Regions from separate parts of the Homo sapiens genome. Here region 2 is linked to region 1. Evidence: read pairs that join two places in POLR2A ChIA-PET (ENCODE). Cell type or tissue: PC-9. All regions are shown on one strand. Links, peaks and the distances in the headings refer to the core of each region. The heading gives the core; the rest is flanking DNA.

Region 1 (5,382 bases), core at 297-5,296:
GAATTTCTTGTATAATACTTTATTTTCTTTCTCTCTTTGTTTTCTCTTCAGCCCAAGAAGAAGAAGGGAAAAGTGGAAGTGAGAGCCATTAATTTGGGGACAGATTATGAATATGGGGTTTTAAATATTCATCTGACTGCATATGATATGACCCTGGCAGAGAGTTATGCCCAGTATGTTCACAACCTCTGCAACTCTCTCTCCATTAAAGTCGAGGAAAGGTATGAAGGATGCTTTTGTATGGGATGTTCTTGGTGTGGGTAGAATGCTCTGTTTTTTTGTTAAACTAGGCTTTTGAGATACAGTTTACATGTAGTAAAATTAACTCTTTTTAGTTATATAATGTACTACAATAAAAATATAGACTAGTTCTATTAACCTGAAAAGTTCTTTGGTGCCCTGGTGTAGTCAGTCTTCTCCCTCTTCCCCACTCAAGTCCCTGGCAACCACAGACCAATTTTCTGGCCCTATTGTTTTAACTTCTCCAGAATATCATATAAATGAAATCACACAGTATGTAGCTGTTTGTGGCTGGCCTCTTTCACTTAGTATAATGTGTCTGACATTCTTTCATGTTTTTGCAAGTTTTCTTTTTAGTGGTAAAATACACATAAGTTACCAGCTTAACTATTTTTAACTGTACAGTTTAGTGATATCAAATGCATTCATAATGTTATACAAGCATCACCACCATCCATCTCCATCATGCTTTTCATCTTATAAAAATGAAACTCTAGCTGGGCGCAGTGGCTCACACCTGTAATCCCAGCACTTTGGGAGGCTAAGGTGGGAGGATCACTTGATCCCAGGAGTTTGAGACCTGCCTGGGCAACATAGCGAGACCTCGTCTCTACAAATAACAAAATTAGCTGGGCATGATGGCATGTGCCTGTAGTCCCACCTACTCGGGAGGGTGAGGCGGGAGGATAGCTTGAGTCCAGGAGGTGGAGACTGCAGTGAGCTGTGTTCTTGCCACTGCACTTCAGCCTGAGTGACGGAGTGAGACGCTGTCTCAAAATTTAAAAAAACAAGCCAGGCGCGGTAGCTCATGCCTGTAATCCCAGCACTTTGGCAGGCTAAGGCGGGTGGATCACCAGAGGTCAGGAGTTCGAGACTAGTTTGGCTAACATGGCAAAACCCTGTCTCCACTAAAAATACAAAAATTAGCTGGGTGCAGTGGTGCACGCCTGTAGTCCCAGCTACTTGCGAGGCTGAGGCAGGAGAATCGCTTGAATCCAGGAAGTGGAGGTTGCAGTGAGCTGAGACTGTGCCACTGCACTCCAGCGTGGGCAACAGAGCAAGACCCTGTCTCAAAAAAAAAAAAAAAAAAAAAAAGATTAAAAAAAGCAAACACTGAAACTGTACCCATTAAATAACTGCCCATTCCTTCCTCCCCTAAGCTCCTGGTAACTACCCTTCTACTTTCTGTCTCTGACTTTGACTATTCTACCTCATGTAAGTGGAATCATATAGTATTTGTCTTTTTGTGACTGGCTTCTTTCACTTATCATAATATCCTCAAAGGTCATCCATGTGGTAGCATATGTCAGAATTTCCTTTCTTTTTCTTTTTTTGTTTTTTGAGACAGAGTCTCACTCTGTCACCCATGCTGGAGTGCAGTGGTGCAATCTTAGCTCCCTGCAACCTCCACCTCATGGGTTTCACCATGTTGGCCAGGCTGGTCTCTAACTCCTGCCTCAAGTGATTCTTCTGCCTCAGCCTCCCAAGTAGCTGGGATTACAGGTGCGCACTACTGCACCTGGCTAATTTTTGTATTTTTAATAGAGATGGGGTTTCACCAACCACGTTGGCCAGGCTGGTCTCGAACTCCTGACCTCAAGTGATCACCTGCCTCAGCCTCCCAAAGTGCTGGGATTACAGGAGTGAACCACTGTGCCCACCTCCTTTCTTTTTTTTTTTTTTCTTTTAGAGACATGGTCTCTCTCTCCCACCCAGCCTGGTATGCAGTCATGGTCTCTCTCTCCCACCCAGGCTGGTATGCAGTGGTGCGATCATTGCTTATTGCAGCCTCAACCTCCTAGGCTCAAGCGATCCTCCTCTCTCTCCCAAATAGCTGGGACTACAGGCAAACACCAACTCGCCAAGCTGATTTTTTATTTTCCTGATATGACCTAGTCCTCTGAATGCCTGGCTAATTTTAAAATTTTTTGTAGAGATGGGGCCTCACTTTGTTGCCCAGGCTTCCTTTCTTTTTTTCTTTTTTTTTTTTTGTCTCACTCTGTTGCCCAGGCTGGAGTGCAGTGGCACAGTCTTGGCTAACTGCAACCTCTGCCTCCCTCCAACCTCCAATCTCGCCTCCAATTTCTGGATTGTATAGTAAGTTTATGTTTAACTTTATAAGAAATTGCCAAATTGTTTTCCAAAATGGCTGCACCATTTTTTATTCCCACCAGCAATGTATGAGACTTCCGGCAACTCTTCATCCTGGTCAGCAGTTGGTATCATCAATTTTTAAAAAGCTATTAATAGGTTTATAGTGGTATCTCATAGTGGTGTTAATTTGCACTTCACTAATAAATAATGATATTGAGCATCTTTTCATGTGCTTATTTGTCATCTGTGTATCTTCCCTGATGATATGTCTGTTTAAATCTTTTGTCCATTTAAAAAAATGGCTTGTTTTCTTATTGGGTCTTCAAAATTGTTCATCTATTTTTAGATAGCAGTTCCTTTTTTTTTTTTGAGACGGAGTCTTGCTCTGTCACCCAGGCTGGAGTGCAGTGGCACAATCTCAGCTCACTGCAAACTCTGCCTCTCGGGTTCACGCCATTCTCCTTCTTCAGCCTCCCGAGTAGCTGGGACTACAGGCGCCTGCCACCATGCCCAGCTAATTTTGTTTTTGTATTTTTAGTAGAGACGGGGTTTCACCGTGTTAGCCAGGATGGTCTCAATCTCCTGACCTCGTGATCTGCCCGCTTCGGCCTCCCAAAGTGCTGGGATTACAGGTGTGAGCCACCGGGCCTGGCCTAATTTTTGTATTTTTAATAGAGATGGGATTTCACCATGTTGGTCAGGCCAGTCTCGAACTCCTGACCACAAATGATCCACCCACCGTGACCTCCCAAAGTGCTGGGATTACAGTTGTGAGTCACTGCACCTGGCCACCAGTTCCTTTGCAGATACGTGTTTTGCAAATATTTTCTTCCTGTCTATGACTTATCTTGTTGTCCTCTTAACAGTATGTCTTTTGAAGAGCAGAAGTTAAGCTTAATGAAGTTCAGTTTATCAATCTTTTTCTCTTATGGTTTCTGCTTTTTCTTTTATATCTAAGAAATCTTTGCCTGACCCAGTTGCAAAAAAACATTTTCCTATGTTTTCTCCTAGAAGTTCTATAGTTTTAAGTATTATATTTAGGTCTGTGATCCATTTTGAATTAGTTTTGTATATAATGGGTCAAAGTTTTTTTTTTTGGCATATGAATATTCAGTTGTTTCCAGCACCATTTGTTGGAAAGATTTTCTTTCTCCACTGAATTATCTTAGCACCTTTTTTGACAGCCAGTTGACCATGTATATGTGGGTCTATTTCTCTGCTCTATTCTGTTACATATATGCTTACACCTGTACCCACTGTCTTGATTAGTGTAGTTTGATTACCAACTCTAACTTTGTTCTTCTTTTTCAAAATTATTTTGGCTATTCTAGGTCCTTTGGTTTTCCATAAAAATTTTTAGAATTAGCTTGTTGATTCTACAGAAAAGAGTCCGATGGGATTTTTTTTTTTTTTTAGGATTGTGTTGAATCTGTAGATCAATTTGGGAATAATTGAAATCTTAATTGTTTATATTGAGTCTTCTGATTCATTAACACAATTTCTCTCTCCATTTACAGTATTTAGATATTCTTTATCTGCTCTGCTTTTATGCATTTTTTGGATTTGTTGGAAAACTGTAGGAGAGGGAAGTAACATTTACTCCCTACCTACCTGCTCCAGTCTGGGCTCTTTACATATCTTATCTCAGTATTTCACACAGTATAGGATGCCCTCTGGTTTTCCTTAAATAACATTAAATCCCATGGGTAGAAATTTCTTCCCTTTGTAATTTTTTTTTTTTAATTTTGGAGACAGAGTCTTGCTCTGTCACCCAGGCTGGAGTGAAGTGGCGTGATCTCGGCTCACTGCTACCTCCATCTCCTGGGTTCAAGTGATTCTCCTGCCTCAGCTTCCCTGGAATAGCTGGGACTACAGGTGTGTGCCACCATGCCTGGCTAATTTTTTGTATTTTTAGTAGAGTTGGGGTTTGCCATGTTGCCCAGGCTGGTCTCGGACTCCTGAAGTCAGGCAATCTGCCTGCCTCGGCCTTTCCAAGTGCTAGGATTACAGGCATGAGCCACTGCACCCAGCCCCTTTTTAATTCTTTTTGTTTTTTGTTTTTGTTGAGACGGAGTCTTGCTCTGTCTCCTGAGCTGGAGTGCAGTGGCGCAATCTCGGCTGACTGCAACCTCTGCCTCCCAGGTTCAAGCGATTCTCCTGCTTCAGCCTCCCAAGTAGCTGAGATTACAGATGTTCCCCACCACACCCGGCTTATGTTTGTATTTTTAGCAGACATGGGGTTTTGCCATGTTGGTCAGGCTGGTCTCAGACTCCTGATCTCAGGTGATCTGCCTGCCTTGGCCTCCCAAAGTGCTGGGATTACGGGTGTGAGCCACTGCGCCCCGTGGCAACTTTTTATCTATGTTCTGTCCTTATAGTTTTGCCTTTTTCAGAATTCCATACAAATAAAATCATATAGTATTTTTCTTTTTGATTCTTCTTTTGCTTAGCATACTGTATTTGAGATTCATCTATGTTGTTGCCTGCAAGTAGTTTGGTTTTTTGTTGTTGTTGCTGAGTAGCGTTTCATTGAAAGGATGTACCACAGTTTATTCCTTTTCTGATTGAAGGACATTTCTGTTGTTTCCAGTTTTTGGCAATTATGAATAAAACCACTATAAATATGTACAGGTTTTTGTGAGAACACACGTCTTCATTTCTCTAGGAGTATGATTGTTGAGTCAAATAGTAAGTGAAGTATATGTTTGATTTTATAAGAAATCAAGGCTTGGGCACAGTGGCTTACACCTGTAATCCCAGTACTTTGGGAGGCTGAGGAGCATGGACTGCTTGAACTCAGGAGTTTGAGACCAGCCTGGGCAACGTGGTGAAATCCTGTCTCTACATAAAAAATACAAAAACTAGCCTGGCTTGGTGGCGTGCGCCTGTAGTCCCTGCCACTTGGGAGGCTGAGGCAGGAATATTGTTTAAGCCCGGGAGGCAGAGGTTGCAGTGAACTGAGATCGTGCCACTGCACTCCAGCCTGGGCAACAAAGTAGAGAGCCTGTCTTAAAAACAGCAACAACAAAAATGTAGCTTAGGTAATCT
Region 2 (5,382 bases), core at 298-5,297, 110 kb before region 1:
CAGCTATCCTTTCTCCTCAGTGATTTTCTTTTTTTTCCCCCGAGACGATGTCTTGCTCTGTCACCCAGGCTGGAGTGCAGTGACGCGATCTCGGCTCACTGCAACGTCCACCTCCTGGGTTCAAGCAATTCTCCTGTCTCAGCCTCCCGAGTATCTGAGATTACAGGCGTGTGCCACCATGCCTGGCTAATTTTTTTACTTTTAGTAGAGACAGGGTTTCACTATGTTCGCCTGGCTGGTCTCAAACTCCTGACCTCATGATCCGCCTGCCTTGACCTCCCAAAGTGCTGGGATTACAAGCATGAGCGTCCACATCTGGCCTCAATTATTTTCTTCATGGCATCTGGAAACTTGTCTTGGTTGGCAGAAGCTGCTTCTGCTGTTACATTGATTTTTTTGTTGTTGTTGTTTTAAGCCAAGTCTTTCAAAAATCATCAAGCCATCCCTTGCTGGAATTAATTCTCCAGCTGTATTTTAGGCCAGGCGCGGTGGCTCACAGCTGTAATCCCAACACTTTGGGAGGCTGAGGCAGGCAGATCACCTGAAGTCAGGAGTTTGAGATCAGCCTGGCCAACATGGCAAAACCTCATTTCTACTAAAAATACAAGAATTAGCCGGGTGTGGTGATGCGCGCCTGTAATCCCAGCTACGCAGGAGACTGAGGCAGGAGAATCGTTTGAACCCAGGAGGTGGAGGTTACAGTGAGCCGAGATCATGCCACTGCACTCCAGCCTGGGCGACAGGGTGTGAGACACCATCTCAAAAAAAAAAAAATAAATAAATAAAAATAAATAAATAAATAAAGAGAATGGACAAATTGTGGCATAGTCATAAAATGAAATATTACAATGACAAAATATCCTAACATGTAAAATTGTATGAACAAATTTCAGACACTACATAGAGTGAAAGAGACCAGATACAAAAGAATATATACTCTGTAATTCTATTTATATGACGTTCAAAACTGGTAGAATTAATGCTGATAGAAGTCAAGAAAAGTTGTAAGGGGTTTCTAACTGAGAAAGGGAGCCAAGGAATCTTCTAAGTGCTGGTATTAATCATTACAAAGGTGAATAAAAAAGTAAAATTTCCAACAAGCCATATATTTAAGATTTGTCTACTTTGTGCCCTTTACTGGATGTTATACTTTAAAATAAAATCTTTTTCTCAAAGAGTAAAACACTTTACTATATATGTATCATTCCCAATAAAAAGTGTATATATGTATGTGGCTATCAAGAACCCCTGATATACTGTGACAAGAAGGGCACTTCACCTTGTGAAGTGAAAAAAACTCCAGTTTAATAACGGAGAAGAATTTACCCAGTTTATCAAGTTTTTGTTTGTTTTTGAGACGGGGTCTCACTCTGTCGCCCAGGCTGGAGTGCAGTGACACGATATCAGCTCACTGCAACCTTCACCTCCTGGGGTCAAGCGATTCTCCTGCCTCAGCCTCCTGGGTAGCTGAGATTACAGGCGCCCGCCACCACGCCCAGCTAGTTTTTGTATTTTTAGTAGAGACAGAGTTTCACCATGTTGGCCAGGCTGGTCTCAAACTCCTGACCTCAGGTGATATACCTGCCTCAGCCCCCCAAAGAGCTGGGATTACAGGCTTCAGCCACCGCACCTGGCCAGTTTATCCAGTTTAATAGTGAGAAAAAAAAATGGCAAACCCAAATTGGAGATAAATCTACAGTAGCAGTCACCAATCTTTTTGGCACCAGGGACCAGTTTCATGGAAGACAGTTTTTCTGTGGGAGTTGGGGAGGAGGAACGGTGGATGGTTTCAGGATGAAACTGTTCTACCTCAGATCATCAGGCATTAGATTCTCATAAGGAGCATGCAACCTAGATCCCTCACATGCACAGTTCACTATAGGGTTCTCGCTCCTATGAGAATCTAATGCCAGCACTGATCTGACAGGAGGTGGAGCTCAGGCCCACTGCTTACCTCCTGCCGTGAGGCCTGGTTCCTAACAGGAGTAATCTAAAATCTAGGAGAAAAAAAACTAAAGGAGAGTGTCTCTCAGTAAAAGTAGGTAGGAACAAGACAACTACAAGTTGAGTATCTCTTAACCAAAATGCTCAGAACCATAAATATTTCAGATTTTAGAAAATTTGCATTATACTTGAGCATCCTTAATCCAAAAGCCTGAAATGAGAAATGCTCCAATGAGCATTTCCTTTGAAAGTCATGTTTAAATATAAAATTTTGATGCATGTATTTGTAAATCATCTCTTAATAACTACATTTGCATTCACTATGCTGCCTCAATGCAATCTCCAGAAACAAAATAGAAATTCTAGCACAATTTCAACATTTATAATAACATTCCTAAAATCACACCATCTGCACCATGCTAATTACACACTCTTGCAATTCTGTGAAGGCCAGACACAACAATGATCTCAGTAGGATTCACATTCCATTTGACTGTATTAACAACCACTGGCAAACAACTTGGGTATAAATTCTAATTCAAATGATAGGGCTCAATCTTTGAAACTTTTGTAGCCCAGGGCAAATATAATAGAAAAATGATCCTACTCACTTATATTTCTTCCTTTTAATGAGAACATACTAAATGCCAGGGACTGAAAAATGCTGGGGATATAAAAACAATCAGAACATAGTACTTGCTAAGGTTAAGTCAGAGAGACAAAAAGTTACTGCAGAGTGATAAAAAGTACAAGAGCATGTTGTGAATGGGGGCAGTCTTCTATTATAAGGCTAGAAGGTAAAGAAAAACTTTCCAGAGAAAAATAACTTTAAACATGAGGTCTGAAGGAGACTTTAGCTAGAAGAAAAAGAAGGTATCTCAGGCCTTTAACAAGGACCATGAGTATTAGAGAGCTAACTTAGGAAGCTTTATTTATTTTTCCAATCTTATTTGGAAAGAAATAAATTTAAATACGTAACTCTACTTATATACGAGATTACCTAAATTCTTCAACAATAAATCAGACAAGTAAATCTGTAATAACCCATATGCAGGACATAATCTTGAAGTTACAGGCCCTCTTACAGGATTTTGCTGCTAATATCAAACCTATCCCAACCTCAAAAGTCTATTTGAGAGAATAAGCAGTATTTGAGGAGGCAGTTTCTGGAATCCCAACCTTGCCTTAAAAAAAAAAAAAAAAAAGAGAGAGAGAGACAGAGAGAGATAAATCACATACCATACAATTCACCTACTTTTTTTTTTTTGGAAACAGAGTGCAGTGGCATGATCGTGGCTCACCATGGCCTCAACCTCCTGGGTTGAAATAATCCTCTGACCTTAGCCTCCAGAGTAGCAGACGATACAGGTGGAAAGTGCTGGGATTACAGATATGAGAAATTCACCGTTTTAAGGCCAGGTGCGGTGGCTCATGGCTGTAATCTCAGCACTTTGAGAGGCCAAGGCGGGCAGATGACTTGAGGTCAGGAGTTTCAGATCAGCCTGGCCAACATGGTGAAACCCCATCTCTACTAAAAATACAAAAATCAGCCGGGTGTGGTGGCAGAGACCCACAATCTGAGCTACTTGGGAGGCTGAGGCAGGGAAATCACTTGAACCCGGGAGGCGGAGGTTGCAGTGAGCCGAGATTGTGCCACTGCACTCCAGCCTGGGCAACAGAGAAAGACTCTGTCTCCAAAAAAAAAAGAAAAAGAAATTCACCAGTGAAAGTAATTCTAGATGAAGGTATCTCCTAATTGAAAACAAGTACAGTTGGCCAGGCGCGGTGTGGCTCACGCCTGTAATCCCAGCACTTTGGGAGGCCAAGGTGGGTAGATCACCTGAGGTCAGGAGTTTGAGACCAGCCTGGCCAGCATGGTGAAATTCTGTCTGTACTAAAAATGCAAAAATTAGCCAGGCATTGTGGCTCATGCCTGTAATCCCAGCTACTCCGGAGGCTGAGGCAGGACAATCACTTAATCCTGGGAGGCAAAGGTTACAGTGAGCCAAGACTGTGCCACTGCACTCCAGCCTGTGCAACACAGTGAGACTTCATCTCGAGAAAGAAAAAAAAAAGAAAAAAAAAAAAAAAAACAATTAGCCAGGCATGGTGGTACATACTGTTGTCCCAGACACTTGAGAGGCTAAGGTGGGAGGATTGCTTGAGCCCAGGAGGTCAAAGCTACAATGAACCGTGATCATGCCACTGCAGTCCAGCCTGGGTGACACAGCGAGACACTGTCTCAAAAAAAAAAAAAAAAAAAAGAAGAAAGAAAGAAAACAAGTGCTGGGACACAAAGCAAGTCTCAACAAATTTCAAATGTTTGAAATCATATAGAACGTATTATCTGCCCTCAGTGAAACTGAACAAGAAATTTACAACTAAAAGATATCCAGAAAATGTTGAAATGTTTGGAAATAACATAATGTACTTCTAACCCAGAGGTTCAAGAAGAACTCACAATGGAAATTTAGGCTTGGTGTGTTGGCTCGTGTATGTAATCCCATCACTTTGGGAGGCTGAGGAGGATCGAGTGAATACAGGAGTTCGAGATCAGCCTGGGCAAATAAGCGAGACCCTATCTCTACAAAAAATTTAAAATTTACTAGAGTGTGGTGGCATGCACCTGTAGTCCCCTACTTGGCAGGCCGAAGCAGAAGGATTGCTTGAACCTAGGAGTTTGAGGCTGCAGTGAGCTATGATCACACCACTGCACTCCAGCCTGGGTGACAGAGCAAGACCCTGTTTCTAAAACTCATCATCATTTGAGCTAAATGATAATGAAATCATTATAACATATGGCAAGCACTACCCATAAGAGCCAAAGTGCAGAAACAAGCCAAATGTCCATCAACTAATAAACAAAACGTGGTACACAGATACAATGGGATGAAGTATTGATAATATGCTTCAAAACAAATGAACCTTGAAAACACTACACTAACTGAAAGAGATCAGTCACTAAAGACCACATATTATTGCCGGGCATGGTGACTCACGCCTGTAATCCCAGCACTTTGGGAGGCCAAGGCGGGTGGATCATGAGGTCAGGAGTTCAAGACCAGCCTGGCCAACATGGTGAAACCCCGTCTCTACTTAAAAAAAATACAAAAATTAGCTGGGCGTGGTGGTGGGCGCCTGTAATCCCAGCTACTCGGGAGGCTGAGGCAAAGAATTGCTTGAACCCGGGAGGCGGAGGTTGCAGTGAGCCGAGATCACACCATGCACTCCAGCCTGGGCAACAGAGGGAGACTCCATCTCAAAAAAAAAAAAAAAAAAGACCACATGTTATTAATATATACTAAAAACCACTAAACTGTATACTTGATACAAGTAAATTATATGATATGTAAACTTTAGCTCCATAAAGTTGTTATAAAAATTTATGCAGGTGATGGTTGTACTAAATGTGAATGTTATTTTTTATTTATTTTTTAC

Evidence for each region. Peaks named below come from ENCODE experiments on the same cell type or tissue, not always from the same donor. Only the 100,000 strongest peaks of a DNase experiment are listed, where the experiment ranks them.
Region 2: POLR2A ChIA-PET joins it to region 1 with 7 read pairs; 2 of 35 experiments call an interaction of 5 or more read pairs at or near these places.

Annotation. Positions count from the first base shown.
Region 1 is chr11:73,844,756-73,850,137 of GRCh38, forward strand. It overlaps MRPL48 (mitochondrial ribosomal protein L48), which reads left to right. Exons shown (of 8, transcript NM_016055.6): 5 at 52-221. Among named protein-coding and RNA genes, the nearest start is that of COA4, 29 kb to the right of the region's middle. In PC-9, for the core only: no CTCF peak of the experiment used is centred there; a DNase peak (open chromatin) is centred at 3,166.
Region 2 is chr11:73,732,790-73,738,171 of GRCh38, forward strand. All of the region lies in intron 1 of RAB6A (RAB6A, member RAS oncogene family), which reads right to left. Among named protein-coding and RNA genes, the nearest start is that of RAB6A, 26 kb to the right of the region's middle. In PC-9, for the core only: no CTCF peak of the experiment used is centred there; no DNase peak of the experiment used is centred there; H3K27ac peaks cover 542 bases.